Regions from separate parts of the Homo sapiens genome. Here region 2 is linked to region 1. The links are chromatin loops, found by intact Hi-C in ENCODE. Cell type or tissue: K562. All regions are shown on one strand. Each heading gives the region's core, and the rest is flanking DNA. Links, peaks and the distances in the headings are about the cores only.

Region 1 (12,904 bases), core at 4,051-6,550:
TTCAAAGGATCTGACAGACAAAACAGTCTTGAAAAAGAACATTGGAAAATTCACATTTTTCAGTTTCACAGCCTACTACCAATCTACAGTCATCAAGAGAGTGTGGTACTGGCATAAGACCAATAGACTTTTAGACCAATACAATAGAACAGATTTGAGATCCTACAAATTAGTCCTCACATATATGGTCAATGACTGTTCAACAAGGTGGCCAAGTCTAGTCAAGAGAGGAAAGAACAGTCTCTTCAACAGCTGGATGTCAGTGCACAGGAGAGAAGTTAGACCCCTACCTTGCAGTATATACAAAAATTAATTCTAAATTAATAAAAGACTTAAATGTAAGGACTAAAAATATGTAACTCTTAGAAGAAAACACACAGTACATCTTTATGACCTTTGAGTTTTAAGTGTATTTTGAAATACGACAGAAAAGCACAGATAACAAAAGAAAATACATGTAAATTAGATTCAATCAAAATAAAAACCCTTTATGCATCAAAGGATACTATCAAGGGAGTGAAAAGACAACCCATAGTATGTGAGAAAATATGTATCTGCTAAAATCAATGTGTTTATCTGATAAAAGCTTAATATCCCACAACTCAACAACAGAATTTCTAAGATCCCAATTAAAAAAGAGGCAAAGGACTTGAATAGACATTTCTTCAAAGAAGATACACAAATGTCTAAGAAGGACAAGAAAAGATGCTAAACACCATTATTCATTAATAAAATGCAAGACAAAACCCAAATGAGATGCCACTTTGCATCCACTGGTAAGGCTTTCATAACAACGACACAGAAAATCAATGTTGCTAAGGAGGTGGAGAAATTGGAGCCCTCATGAACTGGCTGCTAGGAACAGAAAATGATGCACTTGCTGTGGAAAACAGTTTGGTGGTTCCTCAAAGAATCACACAGAGAAACAGGCGCCGCTGGCTTGCGGGTTCTCCTGGGCTGGCGCGGGACTTCCCGGAATCGCAGGCGCTCATCCCTTCCCTCCTGAGGGCCCCCCTGGCCGTGACTCCCGCCCCTCTTCTCCTCCGAAGAGAGATCGGGGCCGCTCCAGGGGCCGTCTGCAGCCACCGGGGATGGGGCTGAGGGTCGGTTCCTGCCCCGGTGCAGCCGCCTCCGGGCAGACCGCCTGACTTGGCCTCAGTCACGGCGACATCTAGCCCCGGTTCTGCGAGGCTGGGCGCGCCAGCCAGCTTGGAAGTTGCCCGGCGCCTGTAGCTGGGCGCCCAGGTGGTGGAGCATGGCCTGGGCGGCCTCTGGATCACGAGTGCCCCTGGCCTGAGAGCCCGCCAGACCCTGCCCCCGCCCGGGTCCTCCTCTGCCAGAGCTCGAGACCTCCAGCCAGGGGTCCTCTACAGCCACCCGGGATGGGGCTGAGGGCCGGTTCCCGCCCCCGTGCAGCTGCTGCAGGGCAGACCGCCTGGCTTCGCCGCAGCCACAGGGACATCTGGCCCTGGTTCCGAGATGTGGGGAGTGCGGGCGGGCTCGGGAGTTGCCTGGAGGCTGCTGCCTGCACACAGAAGGCGGCTGCAGCTTAGGTGCCCAGGCGGGCTGGAGGTGCATGGCCTGGTCGGCCTTGGGATCGCCAGCGCGCCCAGCCTGAGGGCCCCCAGGCCGTGCCTCTCGCCCACTCCTCCATCTGAGGGAGATCGGGGCCGCTGGCACGGGCACTCGGCAGTCACCCCGAGTGGGGCTGAGCGGCGGGTTCTCAGTTCTGGCTCCTGTGCAGCCGCCGCCGCCGGGCAGAACGCCTGGCTTGGCCGCAGCCACTGGGATACCTGGCCCTGGTTCTGCGATGCTGGGAGCGCGAGCGGGCTCGGGGGTTGCTAGGCAGCTGCTGCCTGCACACAGAGGGCGACTGCAGCTTGGGCGCCCAGGCGGCGGAGCATGGTCTGGGTGTCGTCTGGAATGCGTGCGCGCCAGGCTTGAGGGCCCCCTGGTGGTGCCACCTGCCTCGCTGCTGGGCGCCTCCCTGCCCCTGCGCCTGCGCCGGCGCTGGGCCTTTGCGAGGGCTGAGCTGAGTTCTCCTCAGCACAGACCCGGAGAGCATCGCGAGGGCGGAGCTGAGTTCTCCTCTGCACAGACTTCGGAGATACAGCGAAGGCGGAGCAGCGTTCTCAGCACAGACCCGGGCGGGCGGGCCGGGAGCACCGCGAGGGCGGAGCTGCGTTCTGCTCAGCACAGACCTTGGGGGCACTGCCTCGCTTTGGTACAACTCGGGGCCGCATCGACGGTGAATAAAATCCTTCCTGTTTGCAGCCCTGAATAATCAGGGTCAGAGACCAGTTAGAGGGGTTCAGTGTGGAAAACGGGAAACCAAAATCCCCTCTGAATCCTGCCCACCGAGGTTCTCCCCAGCCAAGGCGAGGCGGCCGCAGTGCGAGATCCACACCGCAGCCTCAGAAGACAAATGCAGCATTCCTAATGCAGAAATGACACCCAAAATATGACACCCCCATTGCTCATGTAACAAGCACCTGTAATGCTAATGCACTGCCTCAATACAAAAATATTAATATAAGATCCGCAATCCCCTCGCTGCCGTGCAGTCCTAAGACAGCGATCATAATAATCAACATTGACATAGTCAATACCAACGTAGTAACGAACCTAGGGTTAAGGTTGGTGTTAGGGTTAGGGGTTAAGTTTAGGGTTAGGGTTTGGAGATAGCGGTTGGGGTCAGAGTTAGGGGTTAGGAGTCAACGTTTAGCGTTAGGGGTTAAGAGACGTTAGGGGTTAGGTATTAGGGGTTAGGGTTGGGTTAGGGTGAGGGTGAGGGTTGTGGTTAGGGGTTAGGGATTAGGGTTAAGTGTTAGGGTTAGGGGTTAGGGTTAGGGTCAGGGGTTAGGGGTCAGGGTTAGGGTTCAGGGTCAGGGTCAGGGGTCCCACTCTGTGGGTTGTGTATTTACTCTGCTGACTGTTCCCTTTGCCATGCAAAAGCTCTTTAGTTTAATTAAGTCCCAGATATTTATCTTTGTTTTTATTGCATTTGCATTTGGGTCCTTGGTCATGAAATCCTTGCCTTTGCCAATGTCTAGAAGGGTTTATCCAGTGTTATCTTCTAGAATTTTTATAGTTCAGAAAATAGGTTTAAGTTCTTAATCCATCTTGAGTAGATTTTTGTATAAGGTGAGAGATGAGAATGCAGTTTTATTCCCCTACATGTGGCTCGCCAATTATCCCAAAATCATGTGTTGAAAAGGGTGTCCTTTCCCCACTTTATGTTTTTGTTTACTTTGTCGAAGACCAGTTGGCTGATTATACTTGGGCATATGTCTAAACAAAACATGTATAGATCTGTATGCAGAAAATCATGAAACACTAAAGCAAGAAATTAAAGAACACTTAAATGAACGGACTTGTTATATTAATGAACTGGAAAACTCAATGTGAGAAAGACAGATCTACTGATTTCACATAATGTCAATGAAAATACCAGCTGAATTTTTGGGTAGATATAAATAAGCTGATTCTAAAATGCATGGAAAGGTATGCATTCCATTTATATGGAAAGGCAAAGGAACCAGAATAGCTAAAAACAATTTTGGAAAAAAAAGAATAAATTTGGAGGAATCAAACTATCCTAAGATTTACTATCAAGCTACAGTAAATATGACATCTTGGTACTGGTGAAGAGATACACACATAGATCAATTTAGCAGAACATAGTACAGAAATAAACCCAAACAAGTGGTGTTGGGATGGTTGGTCATTCACATGTAAAGAAATAAACCCCAACTTAACCATCGCATATTATTAAAAAGTTAACTCACAATGGATCACAGATTTAAGTGTAAAACCATAAAACGTCTAGAACAAGAGAAAATCTTCATGACCTGGGGCTAGGCAGACTTCTTAGATATGACATCAAAAGCACAATCCAAAAAAGATAACATCGATAAATCAGATGTCATTAAAATTAGAAATTTTGTTCTGCAAAAGACACTATTAAGAGAATGAAAAGACAAGCTACAGGCTGAGAAGAAATATCTGCAAATCACACATCCAAAAAAGGACTTATATCCAGAATATATAAATAGCTTTCAAAAATCAACAATAGGAAAAATATAACCCAATGTAAAACTGGGCAAAGCATGCATACAGACACTTCCGCAAAGAAGATATAAGGATGGCAAAGAAACAACAACAAAAAAGTAATATCTGCTGAACACCATTAGCCATTAGGGAAATGTAAATTAAACTCACAATGCTTAGAATGGCTAAAATAAAAAAATAAGGAAAATACTAAGTGCTGATGAAGATGTAAATAAACTGGAAATTTCTACATCATTAGTGAGAATGCAAAATGGTACAGATACTACAGTTTGACAGTTTCTTATAAAGTTAAACATGCATTTCCCATATGACCCAGTAAACATACTCCTGGCTTCGTATGCTACAGAAATAAGCACAAAAAAACTATACATGAATGTTTATATCAGCTCTATTGATAAATGCCAAAAAGTGGGGGGAAAAGTCTATCAACCAGTGAATAGATGAACTGTGATATATCCATAAAGTGGATACTTCCGTTAACCAGAAGTAAAAGAAATGAAGTATTGATACGTATAACAACTTGGGTGAATGTCAAGAGCAATTTGCTGAGTAAAAGAATCCGGTCTCAAATGTTACATATAGCATCAGTCCATTTATATGACATTCTCAAAAAGACAAAGCTGTAGAGTTTTAGTGCTTATGGTAGTTGCCAGTGGTTACAGGTATGGTGAGGGGTAATTATGAGGGAAGACATGAGCGGAGTTTTTGGGGTGATGGAAATGTTCTTTTTCTGACTACGGTAGTCGTTACACAAACTATGCCTGTGTTGTAATAGAATTGTACACCAAAAATAACAAAATAGTCTATTTTACTGTAGAAACATTTCTTAAAAACCTGTTTTAAAAACCTGGAAACACAATCTTAGTTATAAGGCATGGTCTATAAATGTTGTTATCATTTCTAACAATTTGTTTCCAGGGATTTTTTTTTAGATTATCGAAACATAACCAATCATTGCTCTTCAACTCTTCAATACTCTGAAATAGTTGGTGGATTATATAACCTACCAATATTAAGTGAGATTAAGGAATATATCCAGGGGTTATTTCTATTCTATTTTGATACCTAATTCCAATTCTACACTGCAAATCCTTGATGCCAGCTGTCTGTTGAGTAGCTACTCTAACCATAAACACTTAACAACTTTGTACGATGTCCTGGACACATAGAGAAAAATATGACATGGTCCCAGAAATAGAAGAACTTTCAGTGTATGGATTAGATAAAGATAAATAAGAAACGAAGAGCTATAAGACTTAGGCAAGGCAAACTCTATACTGGAACACAAAATTCAGCACCATTCTTCTCCAAGGTACAACTCTCTTGCGTCCTCTAGCGTCCTCAAGTAAGGACCATTCTGTAAGCTGCAACGAATGAAAACCTTAGAGTAGCTGCTGGCATTTCCCTTTCACGGTCTTGGATATAAGCAATTTATGATCATCAATGTTTGACAATTATGACAATCAATCAAACAATATTATACTAAGTCGATGTTAGAGATTTGGTTTAAAATACTGAAACCAAAAAAAAAGGGGCATGGAGTTGATCCGAGACAGGCAAATGTTAACAAAGGTTGAAGCTGGGTGATGCTTCCACAGAATTATTTTAGTCATATTACATTTGGCTATGCTTATAAATTTCCATAGTAAAAACTTAAGGGAAAAATAAAAGCTATGAAGCCTATTTGGTTAAACGTGGGTAAAAATCCAAAAAGAAGTCTACTGGAAGAGGAAAACATTGAATTAATATTGTTATTGTTATATCTTGTGGTTAGCATAATTAATTTTTTTCTTTTACTCTTTCTATACTTTCTTAATCTTTTACAATATGCAATCATTTATATAATCAGAATATGAACGTAAATATTTCAAATAAAATTAAATTACAGATAACTAAAAAAAATAAAAAATTCAAAGCTCATTAACCTCGCTTTTACGGTCCTCTAGAAAAATCCAAACATGTCTTCTGAAGCTGACACTAAACACATCAAGAACTAAGGCAATGGATGGAAACTATCTGAATTCAAATCTCAGCTCAGGCTCTTACCACCTGGGTGACCTAAAGATAAACCATCTATGCTGTGTGTCTCTTTGCTTTTCTTTAAGATGGGAATGGTGGCACCCAACCCAGCCTCAAAGGGCTCTTGTGAGGATTACATATGTTAATTCATATCAAACTCTTAGAATGATCAGCACTCAATGTTTAAATACTATCTTTATTACTCATGCCCAAGTTCTCCCTCATCCGTTTCTGCATTTATTGAACAAATATCAGGGCATCTTCGAGCAGAATTTGCCAATGAATGAAGGAAATATCGTCTCCCCTGGGAAGAAAGGATGATAAGTACTACTCAGGTGAGACTCCGCTGCCAAGTGCCAAAGGGTTATTCCCTCCTTCTCCCTGAAGCCTTTTTCAAGAAGTCAAGGCTAAAGAAGGAAAGGAGGATGGGAGAAATCAGAACTCCTGCATGAATTACAGTGGACTGCCCAGACAGCCCGGAGTGATCCTCTCCTAAAGAAAAATCTCTCAGTGATCAGAAAAGGGCCAGGGATACTCTGCAGCTGGAGCTCTGACCCCATCCTGGGCTCACAGAAGCTTTCAGGGAACTGAGTCCTTCTCAGAAAATTAAAAAGTGCTAATAACAAGAGACCCATCTTCTACCATCTGTCAGGCTCTGTTCCAAGCCTTTTTATTTAACTCTCAAAAGAACTCCATTAGATAGATACTAGTACCATTTTAAAGAAAAAGAAACATAGGCAGAGAGATTAAGATACTCGCCTTTTATTATACTGCTAGGAAATGGCAGAGCTGGCTGATGGTCAGGGGAAAGGGCTGGGGGAGTACAGAACCCAGGAGATCCCCAGTCCCTGAGATGTAGGATCCCGGACCCCCTGCGCTAAGTGGAGATGCGCCAGCTGCCCCACACTGGAGAAGGCTCAAAGAAAACAAATCCCACCCTTCGCCGCAGGTGGATTCTCCTCCCCTAGGGCTACTGTCCAGTTGCTACTGGCCTCCAGCAAAACGAACATCAGTATGGACGGAAGGAGCAGGACGCAGGGCGGGGAGGGTCACCTTTCTGGGAGGAAAGAAGGCCGCGGCCTAGCGTACCTTGGGCGGAAGTGGCTCTCCCTACTGAGACCTCCTGGACTACGCTTCCCAGAATTCTCGACGGGATCAGGGAGACGGCCTCAGCCTCCTAGAGCGGAAGTTACACGACTACACGGGGCTCCCAAACTACACTTCCCAGAATTCCTAGAAAAACTCTCCACTCTCTGCCTGCCTAGGACGCAAGTGCAGGGTGCCAAGCGGAGAGCCTGGATCATATTTCACATGTGCCTGTCCCAGAGGAATTCCTTAACTCTCCCTTCCTGGAACCGAAATGCTTCCAAAGACAGAGAGCTCCTATATATATTTCTCTGTTTTCCCCAGAGGACCGTGCATGAAAGGCGCCTTTCCTGGCGCGTGTGTCTCTGACCCTGTGGATCTTCTGGACAATTCCCGGAATTTCTTGCAGGGCAGCACTTCCCCTTAAGTCGTCTCTTTCTCGTTTGGATAGTCAGTATTTATATAGTCACTATTCTCTTTTGGTTAGCCATCTAATTTTATACTGCTAGTCAAGCTCTACTCCCTTCCCCCTAGAGTTTGAATTTATTTTTCTTCAAACGCTACACAAACCCAAATAAACTCAACCAAAGCGGACTTTACCTACCTTCCTACCTACCTACCAAGAAAATATCCCACAAAGGAGAGAACGGAGAAGCTTGCAATACAGGAAGAAAAAAAAAGAATTACAGAATGGAAGGGATGTGTGCGCTAAAAATGCAGGTACTTAAAGGAAATTGGGCTGATTTGTACTGGACACCGAATTTGAGGAATACAGGATCTCAACCTTTCTTTGACTGGATTACTTTTTTATTCCATTTTGGTGTGGACGCGTCTGAAACTGATAGTGCTGCTGCTACCTACCATAATGTGTTTGTTGCAAGATCCACAAGAACGTGGATGCCAAGAATCCACAAAAAAAAAACAGATGCAACCGTTGATGAGGCCATAAGCAGAAACAGTAAGTGGTTCCCACGTTTCCTCTGCTTTAACTACTGATGATGAAATGCAAGTCATAAGGCAAATAGAAGGGCTGTACTGATACAGACAAAATGTTATTATTATGGGAAGGGATAACTCCCTTGTAAAACCTTGAAATGTTTTTCTTCTTTGAGAAAAATCTATCACCTATTTTCACCCTGCTCTTGATATAGCAAATATTGTAAGTTGTCTTATGGAGGATGACTCAGGGAAGACGGTGAATGGGTTCACTCAATCCAGAAAAGGAAGAGGAAAATAAAAAGACATAACGACCAATCTGTGAAAACGCTCAGTGGCTTAAAAGACACTATTAAGAGATGAAACTATTTGATTCTTTATTTAACTCCTTTCCAAGGAAATGTTTTTGAAAATCCATACGGTTTACATATTAAAGAGGATCAATCTGATAATAGGTGATTTTTTTGAAAAAATGAAAATTTAAAAATAAAAGGGACAGAATAATATTTTGTATACTTCCACTTCTAGTAATAATAAAATGAGTGATTTGGAACAAACATGTAGCAGAGGAAAGGTGAGCAAACTTTTTAAATGTCAAAAGACATCAAAAGACAAGATAATGGAGAAATGGTGGGCCAAAATTCAGAAACAGTTGGGAGAGTCATGCATTTGGGGCTACTTTTCTCCTGGGGATGATGGTCTAGTCTAGGATCTGAAAAGCCTAGAATCTCTGCAGCACTTTTGACACCTATATGAAGCTGGGGGAAAGAAAGATTCTAGCAAAAATTAAAATGCACATCTTTTCAGGCGCACATAAGATTTGTACAAATGAGTAAAATGATATGGGATTTCAAAATACTGAAATACTATGTTTTCGAATACAGTGAAATTTGGCTAGAAATCAATAAAAATACAACTAAATGATTCATGTGTGCATTTAATAAATATTGTCTCATCTCCAAACCCACCATTCTTCACTCTGCTTTATGGGGCTGGAATGGGGGAGTCTGCAGCCAATCTTTCCCGACCTCTACACCCCCAATCTGGTTCTGTGTTCGGCAACTATTAGCAGAAGAGTATAGGGGTGGTGGGGGCAGGGAGATATACTGTATCCTGTGCCTGCCAGCCAGCAGTACTTTTTCTTGTAGCAACTGCCTAATTTTCAGTTTTTCTAACACTTGAATACCTATTTCATCATGGCTCTTTATAAACATTATTAAACAGCTTCCCAAAGACTGATCCTTAGATGTCTAAGTGCTAAAATTGCAGGGCCCTGTTTCTGAGCTCAGAGACAGCAGAGCCAGCTGAACACTGGCCTCTCCTTAGAGGTCTGAGTTTCAGGTGAGCATGACCTTCCTCCAAGCTTCTAAGTTTTAGTAATTCCTGTCTCTTCACTTTGTTTCCTCAGACCTCAGGTGGTTGCTGCTTGCTGCAGTTGCTACTTCCTGCAGTTGCTACTTCCATCATATATTAGAGTTTTTTTGTTTTTTTTTTTGACATAGTCTCGCTCAGTTCCCCGGGCTGAAGTGCAGTAGTGCCATCTCGGCTCACTGGAACCCCTGCGTCTCGGCTCCAAGCAATTCTCCTGCCTCAGCCTCCCAAGTAGCTGGGATTACAGGCATGCACCACCACTCCCAGCTAATTTTTGTGTTATCAGTAGAGATGGGGTTTCACCATGTTTGCCAGGCTGGTCTCAAGACCTCCTGACCTCGTGATCCACCCGCCTCAGCCTCCCAAAGTGCTGGGATTACAGGCGTGAGCCACAGCATCTGGCCCAGAGTTCTTTTTCTGCTCTTTCAGAAATCTAGCTACCAACTCTACAATATGCTAATTTTTCTTTTCAAATAATTGGTAAGGTTTCTATCTTCTAGGTGGACCCTAAATTATAAACTTGTTTGGAAATTAAACCACTTTTAAGTAATCCATAGATAAAAGAGTATGGCATTGAAATCTGGTGTCATCAGTGAATTCCACCAAATATTTAAAGAAGAAACCATGTTCATCTCAAAATTATTCCTCAGAATAACAAAATAGGAAACACTTTCCAACTAACTTTATGAGGCCACTATAATAACACTGACAAAATTTGTGAGAGGCTTCATTACAATAGAAAATGACAGGTCTGGCCGGGCACGGTGGCTCATGCCTGTAATCCCAGCACTTTGGGGGGCTAAGGCGAGCAGATCATGAGATCAGGAGATCATGAGATCAGGAGATCCAGACCATTCTGGCAAACACCAACACAGTGAAACCCCGTTTCTACTAAAAATACAAAAAAAAAAAAAAAAAAAAAAAGCCAGGTATGGAGGCACGCGCCTGTATTCCCAGCTACTTGGGAGGCTGAGGCAAGAGAATCACTTGAACCTGGGAGGTGGAGATTGCAGTGAGCTGAGATCGTGCCACTGCACTCCAGCCTGGGTGACAGAGTGAGACTCCATCTCAAGAAAAAAAAAAAAAAAAAGAAAAGAAAAAAGAAAGAAAAAGAAAATGACAGGTCTATCTCATCATAAATATACTTTCAAAAATCCTAAACAAAATGTTGCCAATCATATATAAAAGGGTAACACATCATGACCTAGGTATCAGAAACAGAAAAAAAAAAGTTTGATTAATCACCCATTTGTCATAAGAAAATTTAGGCAACTAAGCAATAGTAAAGATCTACAAAAATGGCAACAAATACCAAAAGGAATAGTGAAATATTGAAAACATTTCCTCTACGATGGGGAACAAAATAATGATGTCCACTCCAACCATTTCTACTAAATACCACATTTGCTCCTTTATCCTGCAATCTTGCCAACTAATCTAATTAATTTTAATATTTTATGTGTAGATCTTTTGAATTTTATATGCATGCTCATGTTGACTTCAGATCTGCAACAAATGTGGCACTGCAGCACCATGGGAACAGGGCAAATATTCAACACATGTTGCTGTTAAATTGAATATTGTGAAATAAAACTGAAATTGACCTATACCTCCCACTACATGCAACAATCTAAGGCTGGTGGATTGTAGAGCACAATTTGAAAAGCATTTCTTATGACACTTAAATCTACTCAGTGTATAAACCCATAAGAAATGTGTACCAAAATACACATATAAGAATGTTCATAGCAGGATCATTCATCACAATGACATACTGAGAATACTTCAGATGTCTATCGATGATAGTATGGATAAATATTTTTTGTTATTTACACAAGGTAAGAGCAAGGACATTGAACAAACTTTAGCTGTACATGCAATACCATGATGACTCCCATAAATATGTTGAGCAAAATAACTAGACAAACCCAGTAGATGCAGCGTGATTCCACTTGTTCATTAGACATGCAAAATTCATCAGTAGGATGATTTTGGACAATTAAATAGTAAAAATATAAAGAAAAGCAAGGGAACCTTAAAACTTAGGGTAGCGGTTTCTTTTCCTGGGGAAGAAAGCATCATGATGCTGTGAGAGTGGGGTGTTTGCAATTCTACCATGCTCCATTTTTGGTTGTGAGTGGTGATTATACAGCTGTTCATTTTATGTTCATACTTTCACATGTATATTTATGATTTGGACACTTTTCTGAATGTAAGTGATATTTCAATCTGTAAAAATCAATGATATATGACCAACAAACTATGGTACATCAATACAATAGAGTATTATTCAGCCATAAAAAGAAATGAGATATGAAGTTATGAAAACACATAGAATAACCTTAAATTCATATTGTTAATGGAAAGAAGCCAGTCTGTCAAAGCTACATACTGTAATTCAACTATATGATAATCTGGAAAAGGCAAAACTAAAGGTCAGTAAAGTGATCAGTGGTTGTTAGAGGTTCAGAGAGATTAATTGGTAGAGTACAGGGTATTTTTAAGCAGTGACACTATTCTGTATGATATGGTATGGTGGATATAGGATGTTATGCTTTGTCAAAACCCATGGAATGTACAACACAAAGAGTAAGCCCTAATGTCAACCACAGACTTTAGTTAATAATAATGTGTCGATATTGGTTCATTAGTTGTAACAAATATGCCACACACATGCAAGATGCAAACAATAGGAGAAACTGGGCAGGGGAAAGGAGAGCATATGGGAAATATTAATACTTTTTCTGCAATTTTTCTGTAACCCTAAAACTGCTCTTAAAATAAAGTATTTTTTAAAAAATCAATGATATGTTTCAAAGGAAACTGAATATATGGCATAGAACTTTTTTCAGAACTTAGAGGGAAGGACTAAAAATAATGAGAAACTCTATAATGGATATGAACATATTGATCAGGTGTATCTTATAAGCTAATGAGAAAAAATGAAGATTAGAGAAGGAAGCAGATTGTAATAAATAAATCATTAAGAGAGAATAAACAATTTATCCAAATGGGCAAAATCACATATTGGAAGGAGGAGAAGAAGATGGAGGAGAAGTGGGTGGAAGGCCAGGGTGTGTAGGAGGAGAAGTAGGAGAGGAAGAGTAAGAGAAAAAGGAGGAAGAGACTCCTAGAGATGCACTTGTAGACATTGAAAATTTTTTTTAATGGCAAGGCTGAAGACTAAAGAATTGAGTCAATTTCAAAGGAATGAAAAAATAAGCTTTTCATTTTAATTATTGTCTGCAACATTAAAAGTAGTAATAAAATATAAAAATAATCTCTGGGGTTTTGAAATGAAAAGATTGATCCTTCTATGGTCAGAGAATGTTTTGTTCATGTGCACTATTCTTGGCATACAAGATTCAGTTGTGAATCACTTCTAAATTCTTTCTGGAAAATATTCTTCAAGACATATTAC
Region 2 (12,904 bases), core at 4,773-7,272, 82 kb after region 1:
TTCTTATTTATATTTGTTTATTTATTTTCAGACCGAGTCTCGCTCTGGGCGAGGCGAGGCGAGGCGCATCGCTTTGGAAGCCGAGGCACCGCCTTGTAAAGCCCCATTCATATGCACAAAGCCCTATTCCCTTCCTGGAGTTGGAGCTGATGCATTCCATAGCCTTGGGCTTCTCTCCATTCAGAAGCTTTGACAGGCGCAACCCCACCCAAAGGCTGGCTGCAGCTGAGGATTAACGGGTGTGATGGGGCTGGAAAGTGGGTCCCCTATTTTCGATAGCTCAGCCAAAACATTCCCCGACCCCCATCGCTTGCTCACCCTTTGAGATCCCCCGCCTCCACCGCCTTGGAGGCTCACCTGTTACTTTAATTTCTGTCTTTCTCCCTTTCTTGCGTTTGAGGAGGGGGTGCAGGAATGAGGGTGTGTGTGGGAAGGGGGTGCGGGGTGGGGACGGAGGGGAGAGTCCTAAGGGCCGATTTAGTGTCATGCCTCTTTCACCGCCACCACCGAAGATGAAAGCAATGATCAGCTAAATACCGTGTGTTCTCATCTATAAGTGGGAACTTATAGATGAGAGTTCTTGCATGGGCAGAACTAGGGGGACAAGAGACGCGGGAGCCTACTTGAGGGAGGAGTGGAAGGAGAGACAGCTTCAGGAAAAAACAAAACAGGAAAACCGTTGGACACAGCGCTGAGTATCCGGGTGATGAAATCATCTGCACACTGAACCCCCCTGTCAGAAGTTTACTTATGTAACAGTCTTGCACATGTATGCTTGAACAAGAAATAAAAGTTAGGGGGGAGCAGGGGGAGGAAGGGAGAGAGAGAGAGAGAAGTAAAATGAAACACCACCTCCTTGACCTGAGTCAGGGGGTTTCTGGCCTTTTTGGGGGAAAGTTCAGCGACAATGCAGTATTTGGGTCTGTTTTTTTTTTTTTTTTTTTTTATTCTTTTCTTTTTTTTGGACTGAGTCTCTCTCGCTCTGTCACCCAGGCTGCGGTGCAGTGGCGCTCTCTCGGCTCACTGAAACCACTGCTTCCTGGGTTCCAGTGATTCTTCTTCAGTAGCTGGGATTACCGGCGCGCACCACCACAGCCGGCTAATATTTCTATTTTTAGTAGAGACGGGGTTTCTCCATGTTGGCCACGCTGGTATCAAACCCTTGACCTCAAGTGACCCACCCTCCTGGGCCTCCCAAAGTGCTGGGACGACAGGCCTGAACCACCGTGCCTTTAAAAGCACGGGCCCTGCCACCTTTCGTTGTGGCCCTTACGTTCAGAATGACGTGTCCTCCCTGCCATAGGTTGACTCCTTGAGTCCCCTATGCCATTGCACTCTAGCCTGGGCAGCAAGAGCGAAACTCCGTCCCCCCACCTTCCCGCACAAAAATAAATAAATAAATAAATAAATAAATAAAATCTCTACGTGTGTTCCAAAGAGTGATTTCTAAGAAATGGCACTGTACACTGAACGCAGTGGCTCACGTCTGTCATCCCGAGGTCAGGAGTTGGAGACCAGCCTCGCCAACATTGTGAAACCCCGTCTCTACTGAAAATACGAAACTGAGTCAGGCACGGTGGGGCAGGCACCTGTAATCCCAGCTACACGGGAGGCTGTGGCAGAAGAATCGCTTGAACCTGGCAGGTGGAGGTTGCAGTGACCCAAGGTTGCGCCACTGCACTACAGCCTGGGCGACAGAGTGAGACTCAGTCTCCAAATAAATAAATAAATAAATAAATGAAAGAAAGAAAAAAAGAAAAGAAAAGAAAGAGAAAATAAAAGAAAAAGCACTGTATCGCTACTGGGCTAGGACCTTCTCTCTTTCTATCTGTTTCTCTCTGTCTCTCTGTGTTCGTCTCTGTCTTTCTCTCTCTGTCTCTTTCTCTGTCTCTTTCTTTCCCTCTGTCTCTGTCTCTCTGTCTCTCTCTCTCTCTGCCTGTCTCACTGTGTCTGTCTTCTGTCTTACTTTCTCTGCCCGTCTGTCTGTCTCTCTCTCTCCCTCCCTGTCTGTTTCTCTCTGTCTCTCTGTCTGTGTTTTTCTCTGTCTATCTCTTTCTCTGTCTGTCTGCCTCTCTCTTTCTTTTTCTGTGTCTCTCTGTCTGTCTCTATCTCTCTCTGTCTCTCGCTCTCTCTGCCTATCTTCTGTCTTACTGTCTTTCTCTGCCTATCTGTCTCTCTCTGTCTCTCCCTCCCTTTGTTTCTCTCTCTCTCACTCTCTCTCTGTCTGTTTCTCTGTCTCTCTCTCTCTGTTTCTCAGTGTCTCTCTCTGTCCATCTCTGTCTTTCTCTGTCTGTCTCTTTCTCTCTGTTTCTGTCTCTCTGTCTCTCTGCCTGTCTCTCTCACTGTGTCTGTCTTCTGTCTTACTCTCCTTCTCTGCCTGTCCGTCTGTCTGTCTGTTTCTCTCTCTCCCTCCCTTTCTGTTTCTCTCTGTTTCTCTTTCTGTTTCCTGTTTCTCTCTCTCTCTGTCTGTCTCTCTCTGTCTGTCTCTTTCTCTGTCTGTCTCTCTCTCACTCTGCCTGTCTCACTGTGTCTGACTTCTCTCTCTCTCTTTCTCTCTCTCTGCCTGTCTCACTGTGTCTGTCTTCTGACTTACTCTCTTTCTCTGCCCATCTGTCTGTCTCTCTCTGTCTGTTTCTCTCTGTCTCTCTCTGTCCATCTCTGTTTTTCTCTGTCTGTGTCTTTCTCTGTCTGTCTGCCTCTTTCTTTTTCTGTGTCTCTCTGTCTGTCTGTCTCTCTCTCTCTGTCTCTTCCTCCCTTTGTTTGTCTCTCTTTCTCTCACTCCCTCTCTCTATTTCTGTCTCTCTTTCTGTCTGTTTCTCACTGTCTCTCTCTGTCCATCTCTTTCTCTCTGTCTCTCTCTCTGCCTGTCTCTCTCACTGTGTCTGTCTTCTGTCTTACTCTCCTTCTCTGCCTGTCCGTCTGTCTGTCTCTCTCTCTCCCTGCCTTTCTGTTTCTCTCTCTCTCTGTCTCTCTCTCTTTCTGTTTCTGTCTCTCTCTGCCCATCTCTGTCTTTCTCTGTCTGTCTCTCTCTTTCTTTCTCTCTGTCTCTGTCTCTCTCTCTCTCTCTGCCTCTGTCTCTCTCTCTCTCTCTGCCTGTCTCTCTCACTGTGTCTGTCTTCTGTCTTACTCTCCTTCTCTGCTTGTCCATCTGTCTGTCTGTCTCTCTCCCTCCCTTTCTGTTTCTCTCTCTCTCTCTTTCTGTCTGTTTCTTTCTCTCTCTGTCTGTCTCTGTCTTTGTCTGTCTCTTTCTCTGTCTGTCTGTCTCTGTCTCTCTCTCTGCCTATCTCACTGTGTCTGTCTTCTGTCTTATTCTCCTTCTCTGCCTGTCTCTCTCCCTTTCTGTCTGTTTGTCTCTCTCTCTCCCTCCCTTTCTGTTTCTCTCTCTGTTTCTGTCTGTTTCTCTCTTTCTCTCTCTGTCTCTGTCTTTGTCTCTTTCTCTGTCTGTCTGTCTCTTTCTTTCTCTCTGTCTCTGTCTCTCTCTCTGCCTGTCTCACTGTGTCTGTCTTCTGTCTTATTCTCCTTCTCTGCCTGTCTGTCTCTCTCTCTCTCTTCCTGTCTGTTTCTCTCTCTCTCTTTCTGTTTCTTTCTCTCTGTGTCTGTCTCTGTCTGTCTGTCTCTCTTTCTTTTTCTCTGTCTCTCTGTCTCTCTCTCTCTGTGCCTGTCTCCCTGTCTGTGCCTGTCTTCTGTCTTACTTTCTTTCTCTGCCTGTCTGCCTGTCTCTGTTTCTCTGTCTGTCTCCCTCCCTCCCTGTCTGTTTCTCTCTGTCTCTGTCTCTCTCTTTCTGTTTCTGTCTCTCTCTGTCCATATATGTCTTTCTCTCTTTGTCACTTTCTCTGCCTGTCACTCCCTTTCTTTCTCTCTGTCTCTCTCTCTCTCTGTCTCTGTCACTGTGTCTGTCTTCTGTCTTACTCTCTTTCTCTGCCTATCTGTCAGTCTCTCTCTCTCTCTGTCTGTCCCCCTGCCTTTCTGTTTCTCTCTCTGTCTCTCTTTCTCTTTGTCTCTGTCTGTCTCTTTCTTTCTTTGTCTTTCTCTCTGTCTCTGTCTCTCTCTCTCTCTGCCTGTCTCTCTCACTGAGTCTCTCTTCTGTCTTACTCTCTTTCTTTGCCTGTCTGTCTATCTGTCTCTCTCTCTCCCTCCCTGCCTTTCTGTTTCTCTCTCTCTCTGTCTCTCTCAATTTCTGTCTGTTTCTCTCTGTCTCTATTTCTGTTTGTTTCTTTCTGTCTCTCTCTGTCTGTCTCTGTCTTTCTCTGTCTGTCTGTCTCTTTCTTTTTTTGTGGCACGATCTCGGCTCATTGCAACCTCCACCTCCCAGATTCACGCCATTCTCCTGCCTCAGCCTCCCGAGTAGCTGGAACTACTCGGCACCCGCCACCACGCCTGGCTATATTTTTTTGTATTTTTAGTATAGACGGGGTTTCACCATGTTAGCCAGGATGGTCTTGATCTCCTGACCTCGTGATTCGCCTGCCTCGGCCTCCCAAAGTGCTGGGATGACAGGCATGAGCCATCGTGCCTGGCCTGTCTCTCTCTTTCTTTTTCTCTGTCTGTCTGTCTGTCTCTCTCTCTGTGCCTGTCTCTCTGTCTGTGCCTATCTTCTGTTTTACTCTCTTTCTCTGCTTGTCTGTCTGTCTCCCTCTCTCTGTCTGTCTCCCTCCCTCCCTGTCTGTCTGCTTCTCTCTGTCTCTGTCTCTCTCTCTTACTGTTTCTGTCTGTTTCTCTCTGTCCATCTCCGTCTTTCTCTCTCTGTCTCTTTCTCTGTCTGTCTCTCTCTCTGTCTCTCTCTGCCTGTCTCTCTCACTGTGTCTGTCTTCTGTCTTACTCTCTTTCTCTGCCTATCTGTCTGTCAGTCTCTCTGTCTCTGTCTGTCTCTCTCCCTCCCTTTCTGTTTCTCTCTCTCTCTCTTTCTGTCTGTTTCTGTCTCTCTCTGTCTGTCTCTGTCTTTCTCTCTCTTTCCTTGTCTTTGTCTCTGTCTCTCTCTCTCTCTCTGCCTGTCTCTCTCACTGTGTCTTCTGTCTTACTCTCTTTCTCTGCCTGTCTGTCTGTCTGTCTCTCTCCCTCCATGTCTCTCTCTCTCTCTCACTCACTCTCCGTCTCTCTCTCTTTCTGTCTGTTTCTTTCTATCTCTCTCTGTCCATCTCTGTCTTTCTATGTCTGTCTCTTTCTGTGTCAGTCTGTCAGGCACCTCGTGACGGGGAGGCCCTGCCCCTTCCATGAAAGTGAGAAGTGCGTGCTTAGGTGCTTAGAGAGGCCGAGAAGAATCTAGACAGATGGGCCCTACTGGGCTTCCCCACTCGGTGTATGATTTCGGGAGGTCGAGTCCGGGTCCCCACTTGGATGCAAGGGGCATTTTCAGACTTTTCTCTCTGTCACGTGTGGCGTCCGTACTTCTCATATTTCCCTGATAAGTTCCTCGACTTAAAAATAAACGGTTAAGGCCGGGCACGGTGGCTCACATCTGTCATCCCAGCACTTTGGGACGCCGAGGCGGGTGGATCACCTGAGGTTGGGAGTTCGAGACCGGCCTTGCCCCGTCTCTACTAAAAATACAAAACTGAGTCAGGAGCGGTGAGGCAGGTGCCTGTAATGCCAGCTACTTGGGAGGCTGAGGCTGGAGAATCGCTTGAACCTGGGAGGCGGAGGCTGCAGTGAGCTGAGATTGCACCACTGCACTACAGCCCAGGCTGTAGAGTGAGTGAGACTCTATCTCTAAATAAATAAATAAATAAATACATTCTTTTCCGTGCTGACTGACATTTGCAGGCATCGGTTGTCTTCGGGCATCACCTAGCGGCCACTGTTATTGAAAGTTGAGGTCACACGGAGGGAGGTCTCCCTGACTTCACCGAACCTGGGGCAACGGGTTTCTCTCTCTCCCTTCTGGAGGTCCCTCCCTCTCTCCCTAGTTGCCTAGGGAACCTCTGCCCTGGCGGGGGCCCTATTGTTCTTTGATCAGCGCTTTAGTTTTCTTTGTGTGTTGGTTTCTTTCATGCGCATAGACTCTTCTACTTGAGATTTAGGAGGGGTCAGTTTAATTTTCAAGTCGCCCCTCGGCTCCCCCCACTACCCACGTCCCTTTAGCTTCATTTAGTGAGTCAGTTAGGTGGGTTCCCCCCAAACCCCACCCCCCGCCTCCCGACACCCTGCTTGGAAACCTTCCGGAGCCACCCAGGTGAGCCTCCGTCTTCTCTCCCCTTCCCCCACCTCTTCCGCCGATCTCATTCTTGCCAGGCTGACATTTGCATCGGTGGGCCTCAGGCCTCACTCAGTGGCCACCGTTTTTGAAGATGGGGGTGGCACGGTCCCACTTCCCCAGAGGCAGCTTGGGCCGATGGCATAGCCCTTGACCCGCGTGGGCAAGCGGGCGGGTCTGCAGTTGTGGTTTTTTTCCCCCGCTTCCCTCCTCAGGCCTCCCTCCCTAGGAAAGCTTCACCCTGGCTGGGTCTCAATCACCTTTTATCATGATGTTTTAGTTTCTCCGCCCTCCGGCCAACATAGTTTCACAATGGGAAGGGCATCACAGCTCTAATCTGGGCCTTCTTAGCATTTTCCCAAAATAGAAACGCTTTCTGAAAACTAATACTTTGCTCACTTAAGATTTCCAGGGACGGTGCATTGGCCCGTGTTTGTTGGCTTGTTTTGTTTTGTTCATGTTTTTCCTTTTTCGTATGTATTTCTTTTCAGGTGAAGTAGAAATCCCCAGTTTTCAGGAAGACGTATATTTTCCCCAAGACATGTTAGCTGCTGTTTTCTCCTGTTAATTAGTGCTTTTGTGAATCTCTCAACGTGTAGTGAGAGCCGGCTGATGTTTACTAGACTTCAGAACATCTTATGTTCTAGAAATCCGTAATCGAATGCTGCTGCTGCTCTTGTTGCTGTTGTTGTTGTTGTTTTCAAAGCACACCCCGGCCACTGTTTACCGGATCAAAAGCATTATAAAATATGTGTAATTATTTCCTGAGCATGCCCTTCCTCCTCCTCTCTCTGTCTCTCTTTCTGTCTCTGTCTCTCTCTTTCTCTGTTTTCTCTCTCACTCTGTCTCTCTCTCTCTGCCTGTCTTATTTCTCTCTCTCTCTGCTTGTCTCTCTCTCTGTGTGTCTTCTGTCTTACTCCCTTTCTCTGCCTATATCTCTCTCTCTCTGCCTGTCTGTCTCTCTCTCTCTCTCTCCCTGTCTGTCTCTTTCTCTCTGTCTCTGTCTCTCTCTCTTTCTGTTTCTCTCTGTCCATCTCTGTCTTTCTCTCTCTTTCTTTCTCTATGTCTCTCTGTCTCTGTGTCTCTCTCTCTCTGCCTGTCTCTGTCTTCTGTCTTTCTTTCTCTGCCTGCCTGTCTCTCTCCCTTTCTCTCTCTCTGTCTCTCTTTGTTTCTGTCTGTCTCTGTCTTTCTCTGTCTGTCTCGTTGTCTGTCTGTCTGTCTGTATCTCTCTTTCTTTCTCTGTCTCGCTGTCTCTCTCTCTCTCTCTCTGTGTCTCTCACTGTGTCTGTCTTCTGTCTTATACTCTTTCTCTGCCTGTCTCTCTCTCCCTGTCTGTTTTTTTCTCTCTCTTTGCCTGTCTGTTTCTCTGTCTCTGTCTCTCTGTCTCTCTCTCTCTGCCTGTCTCTCTCTCTCTCTTTGTCTGTCTTCTGTCTTACCGTCTTTCTCTGCCTGTCTGTCTGTCTCTCTCTCTCTGTCTCTGTCTTTCTCTCTCTCTTTCCGTCTGGTTCTCTCTCTCCCTCTGTCTGTCTCTTTCTCTCTCTGTCTCTTTCCCTCTGTCTGTCTCTCTCTTTCTTTCTCTCTGTCTCTCCATCTGTCTCTGTCTCTCTCTCTGTGTGTGTGTCTGCCATCTGTCTTACTCTCTTTCTCTGCCTGTCTGTCTGCCTGTATGTCTGTCTCTCTCTTTCTTTCTCTGCCTGTCTGTCTCTCCCTCCTTGTCTGTTTCTCTCTCTCTCTGTCTCTGTCTGTCTCTCTCTCTGTCTGATTCTCTCTCTCCCTCTGTCTCTTTCCCTCTGTCTGTCTCTCTCTTTCTTTCTGTCTCTCCATCTGTCTCTGTCTCTCTCTGTGTGTCTGCCATCTGTCTTACTCTCTTTCTCTGCCTGTCTCTCTGCCTGTCTGTCTCTCTCTCCTTCTGTCTCTGTCTCTCTTTCTGTTTCTCTCTGTCTCTGTCCATCTCTCTCTTTCTCTGTGTCTTTATCTGTCTGTCTGTCTCTCTTTCTGTCTTTCTCTCTTTGTGTATCTTTGTGTCTCTGTCTGTCTCTCTGTCTGTCTCTCTCTTTCTCTCTCTCTCGCTCGCTCTCTGGCTCTCGCTATCTCCCACCCTCTCTTTCTTTGCAAAATAAGTTCAAGTACATCTAATCTAATCCATTACCATGGCCTGAATTCTTAACTTTAGACATCCCAGATTTGATCTCCCTACCGAATGCTGTACGGAACTGGTGAGTTGATTTCTGGACTTGGATACCTCATAGATACTACATATTAATAAAGATCCAACCCTAAAATCTGGGGTTGCATCTCCCTTGACCGTCTCAAAAAATCATACCTCTGTTCACCTAGGATGCTGGGTTTTCTCAATGTGCATCTGCTCGTGTCCTTCATGACCTGTGACCGAGCCCTGTCTGTTCTGTCTCAAATATGTATCTGCAAACACTTCTCTCCATTTCCACAACTACCCATGGCCCATTGTGGAACCACTGGCTCTTTGAAAAAAAATCCCAGAAGTGGCTTTGGCTTTTTGGCTAGGAGGTCTAAACCTGCTGAGAACTTTCCTGCCCAGGATTCTGTGTGAAAAAAAGTGCCTCTGCTGGGAGCTGGGATCCTCCAGACCATGCTTGCTAGCGCTGGATGAGTCTCTGGAAGGACGCACGTGAGTCCACAAAGCTGACCTGTCCCACCGAGATCAAATGGATACCTCTGCATTGGCCAGAGGCCTCCAACTTACATCACTGTTACCATCACCGTCAGCATCCTTGTGAGCCTGCCCAAGACCCCAACTCCGGGGAGACTCTTGGGAGCCCAGCCTTCCTCGGCTAAAGTCCAAAGGGATGGTGACTTCCACCCACAAGGTCCCCAGTGAACTGTGAAGATGTGGAGCGTAGGTCAGAGAGGGGACCAGGAGGGGAGACGTCTTGACAGGCGATGAGTTCCCTAGGCTCTGGCCACCCCACTCACATCCCATGTCCCGGGCATCCGCAGGACACCGCCGCTTTATCCCCTCCTCTGTCCACAGCCGCCCCCACCCCACCCCGCAACCCACGCACACACGCTGGAGGTTACAAAACCACAGGGCGTGAATACAGCCTGACGGAGCGAGAGCTTATTTCACGAGGCCGGGGGGTGCGGTGGGGTGGGGTGGGGGTTGGGGGTCTGTAGAGAGCCCGATTCTCCCTCGTGGGTGGCTACAGGATACAAATGAATATCGCTTCTTGGGTGGAGGGGCTTCCTTAGGCCGTCACGTTTGCGGGACTATCTTTCAAACCCTTCCTTGAGGCCACAAAATAGATTCCACCCCACCCCTCGACGTTTCCCGTTTCCCCGGGTGCTGGATGTATCCTGTCAAGAGACCTGAGCCTGACACGTTGAGTTAAACACCTTAACACCTTTATTGGCTTTGTGTGTTTGTTTGTTTCCGAGATGGAGTCTTGCCCTGTCCCCCGCCCCGGCTGGAGTGCAGTGGCGTGATCTCAGCTCACTGCAACCTCTACCTCCTGGGTTGTAGCGATTCTCCTGCCTCAGCGCCACCAAGCTTGGCTCATTTTTTTATTTTTAGTAGACACGGGGTTTGACCCTGTTTCATTGGTTTTCACTGGAGATTCTACATTCGATCACACCTCACTGTGTGCCACATAATGACTTCTTTTTTTTCTTTTTTTAAAGCACAATATATCTGCTTTATTTGAGTGGCTTTGTATATCGTTATAATTGTGTTATAGATGAAGAAAAGGTGTTAAACACGGTGCTAATAATAGTGAAAGTGAAAATAAAGAAAGGCTATCTATTTTGTAGTTAGAATAAAGTTGCTCAGTATTTAGAGTTACTGAAATACATCAGCATTTAAACTCCTCCTAGTAAAAGCTTGCCAATCTGAATAATCCTCCTTTAAACACAATTTTTGATATGGTTAAGGTTTTTAAGAATGTGACTCCTGCAGAATAGCTGAACAGACAATACACATTTAAAAAAGAACAACACAAGGGTCAATCAGACTTGGGAAAAAATCAAAAACAACACAAGTCTTATGAAGAACTGAGTTCTTAAAATATTACGGAGAACATAGCTATCGGAAGAGAAGGCAGTATTGGTAAGTTGATTGTTACATGTGTCAGCAAAAGCTAGCACTATTTTTTTGGCAATCTTTCAGGCACTGCAACTACTACTGCAAAATGAGATATAATCCATTAAACAACATATTCACAAATCAAAAAATGTTTTCGTAATGTAATGCTTCAGATTTAGAAGCAAATCAAGTGTTAAAACTCAACTGCTATAATAATTAACCCCAAAGATAACCATATCTGACAAAAAAGCTTCCACAGAGTTATGACTTCAGAATTATACTTTCTGTTGATATTTATTTATTTATTTATTTATTTTATTTTATTTTTTTTCTTGAGACGGCGTCTCGCTCTGTCACCCAGGCTGGAGTGCAATGGCGTAATCTTGGCTCACTGAAACCTCCATTTCCCAGGTTCAAGCAATTCTCCTGCCTCAGCCTCCTGAGTAGCTGGGACTACAGGCGCCCGCCACCATGCCCAGCTAATTTTTATACTTTTAATAGAGACCGGGTTTCACCATGTTGGCCAGGATGGTCTCAATCTCTTGACCTTGTGACCCGCCTGCCTCGGCCTCCCAAAGTGCTGGGGTGACAGGCGTGAGCCACTGTGCCTGGCCTTCTCTTGATATTTAGACTTTTAAGTCAGTTCAGAAAAATACAATAAATGTCAACAGTAAGTATGGTGTTGAGGCAGAAGTAGAACCAAACTTTTTCATATGTTATTCAGTTGATAACAATATGACCTGGGTAGTAATTTCCTATGTGTCTACTTATACACAAGTACAAAAGAGTAAAAGAGAGATACTGCTAAATAAAAGGGTACACTAAATTCTTAATAGTAACTCAATAAACTGGAACACTGTCAAAAAGCAGCAACTAGTGAATTTTTTCAGTGTTTTTTTCTATTATCCAATAAATGAATTATGCTATTCCTTTCCAATTTCCCAAGCACTTTTTGTCCCAATCACCATTTGTGTGTTTCAAGAAAAAGTAACAAATCAAGTAACAAAACTAAACAAGCAAACAAACAAACAAAACACAACTACAGTATCTGCAAAAGTTTGGTAGAAGACTGAAACTGTTGAGTATAAGGATCTGGTATTCTACTATCATTAGTTAACTTAAGAGTTTGTTAAAGACACACATTTCATAAGAAAACATGTTAGTTTGAGGTTATTGACCAGTATGTACCATCCCTAAGTATTAGTAACCAAATTCATGACAATAAAGAGCTATCTAACAAGAAAAATTAGTGACTATCAGCACCATCAACAAGACTTTGTCTTTACACTTCATTGCCACTTACCATGCATTATAATGTCTAGGATTGACTCTGATAGCATTTCAAAAACTAGCTAATGCTTTGTCCAATTCTTCAGTTAAGACAAACTCTCGCCTTAATAGAGTTATAGGCATAAGCATAATTTGGATCCACTTGGATAGCTCTCTGGAAGAATTTAATTGCAATATCGTGTTCCTGTTGCAGACTGAAACAGTTCCCTGCAACACACCAGGCCTCTGGGAAATTTTTATCCACATCTGTTAAGTCTTTTGACAGAACTGAAAGAGCAACATCTTTTTGAAGATGCCAAAGTGTTGTAGAGTAGATTTCTATGCCTTCGACTCTATAATTCTCAATCCTTCTAACCTCTGAGAATATTCTTTCAGCTTGCATGTACTCTGAAAGTTCAAAATAGGCCCTTCCAATTTGGCACAGTACCCAACCAGTATTGTAGTGGTGAGAAGGTAGATGGCTCAAAACATTTATAGCTTCTTTGCAGTGGTATGAACACAAAGCTAAATAACCTTTCCCCCATTCAAGAAAAAGGCTCATCAAGCCTTCTGCTGCTGCTTTTTGTAGACTAAAAGCCTGAATCTGAGGTGTGATTGTGGATATTTTCCCTTCTGAAATGATGAAAGAGTCCAATTTTGTAATTTCCAGGCTATCATTTATGTTAGGTTGAGTTATTCCTCCTTTATTAGTTTTACTTTTTGTTTTTCTGTTTGGGATTTTAGGTGGAAACTTCATTTTTAATTTCTTCCTATTCTTGGTTGTGGAACTGTCACTAGTCAAGAGTCGTGAACTTCTTCGATGCAGCGCATTTGGGGGAGATGTCATAGTGGGGCTCAATACCTGAGGTGTTGTACTTATTTATGGACCAGAACTTTCTGTTTGTGCAAGAATTGGAGTTACCTCTTGGCTATCTCCACCCTGTGAGAAGACAGACTTTGCTCCAGTTTGGCTGATTCTGGCAACAGACTTTTTTGAAGGGGCTCCGGTGGATGGCACATCAATTTCAGAAGGTGTATTAGTGTAGTTTTGTAAATAGGATCCATCTCCAGGACTTGGGGTTTCTAATGGCAAAATCCCAAAACTTGGGGTGAATGGACTAAAAGCTGCTGGTCCTCCTAATAAACTTCGACCAGTTTTTGGTTTATTTTGAACCTGTTTAGAAAATATGGAAGTTCCTGTTCCCAGTGGGACAGTATCAGGTGAAATTACAGCTGAATCAATAGAAGACACTGGGGAATCTGTATTCAAGGAGTACTTTGAATTGGAAGATTCTAAATTCAATCTGTTTAATTCAGTTGTGTCCTGTGGTGTTTCCGTAAGAACGGTCTCAGGCTGTCTGTGACATAAACTATGATTAGGTACTTGT

The links. Peaks named below come from ENCODE experiments on the same cell type or tissue, not always from the same donor. Only the 100,000 strongest peaks of a DNase experiment are listed, where the experiment ranks them.
Region 2: a loop joins it to region 1, with 6 times the contacts of the local background. A loop is called at or near these places in 1 of 110 quality-filtered maps.

What each region holds. Positions count from the first base shown.
Region 1 is chr20:30,574,546-30,587,449 of GRCh38, reverse strand. LOC107987280 (a long non-coding RNA gene) reads left to right here and starts at 7,347. Exons shown (of 2, transcript XR_007067755.1): 1 at 7,347-8,134. It also overlaps the pseudogene LOC105379482. In K562, for the core only: a CTCF peak has its summit at 5,404; no DNase peak of the experiment used is centred there.
Region 2 is chr20:30,493,530-30,506,433 of GRCh38, reverse strand. It overlaps the pseudogene CDC27P4. Among named protein-coding and RNA genes, the nearest start is that of FAM242A, 140 kb to the right of the region's middle. In K562, for the core only: a CTCF peak has its summit at 5,774 (motif pointing left); a DNase peak (open chromatin) is centred at 5,851.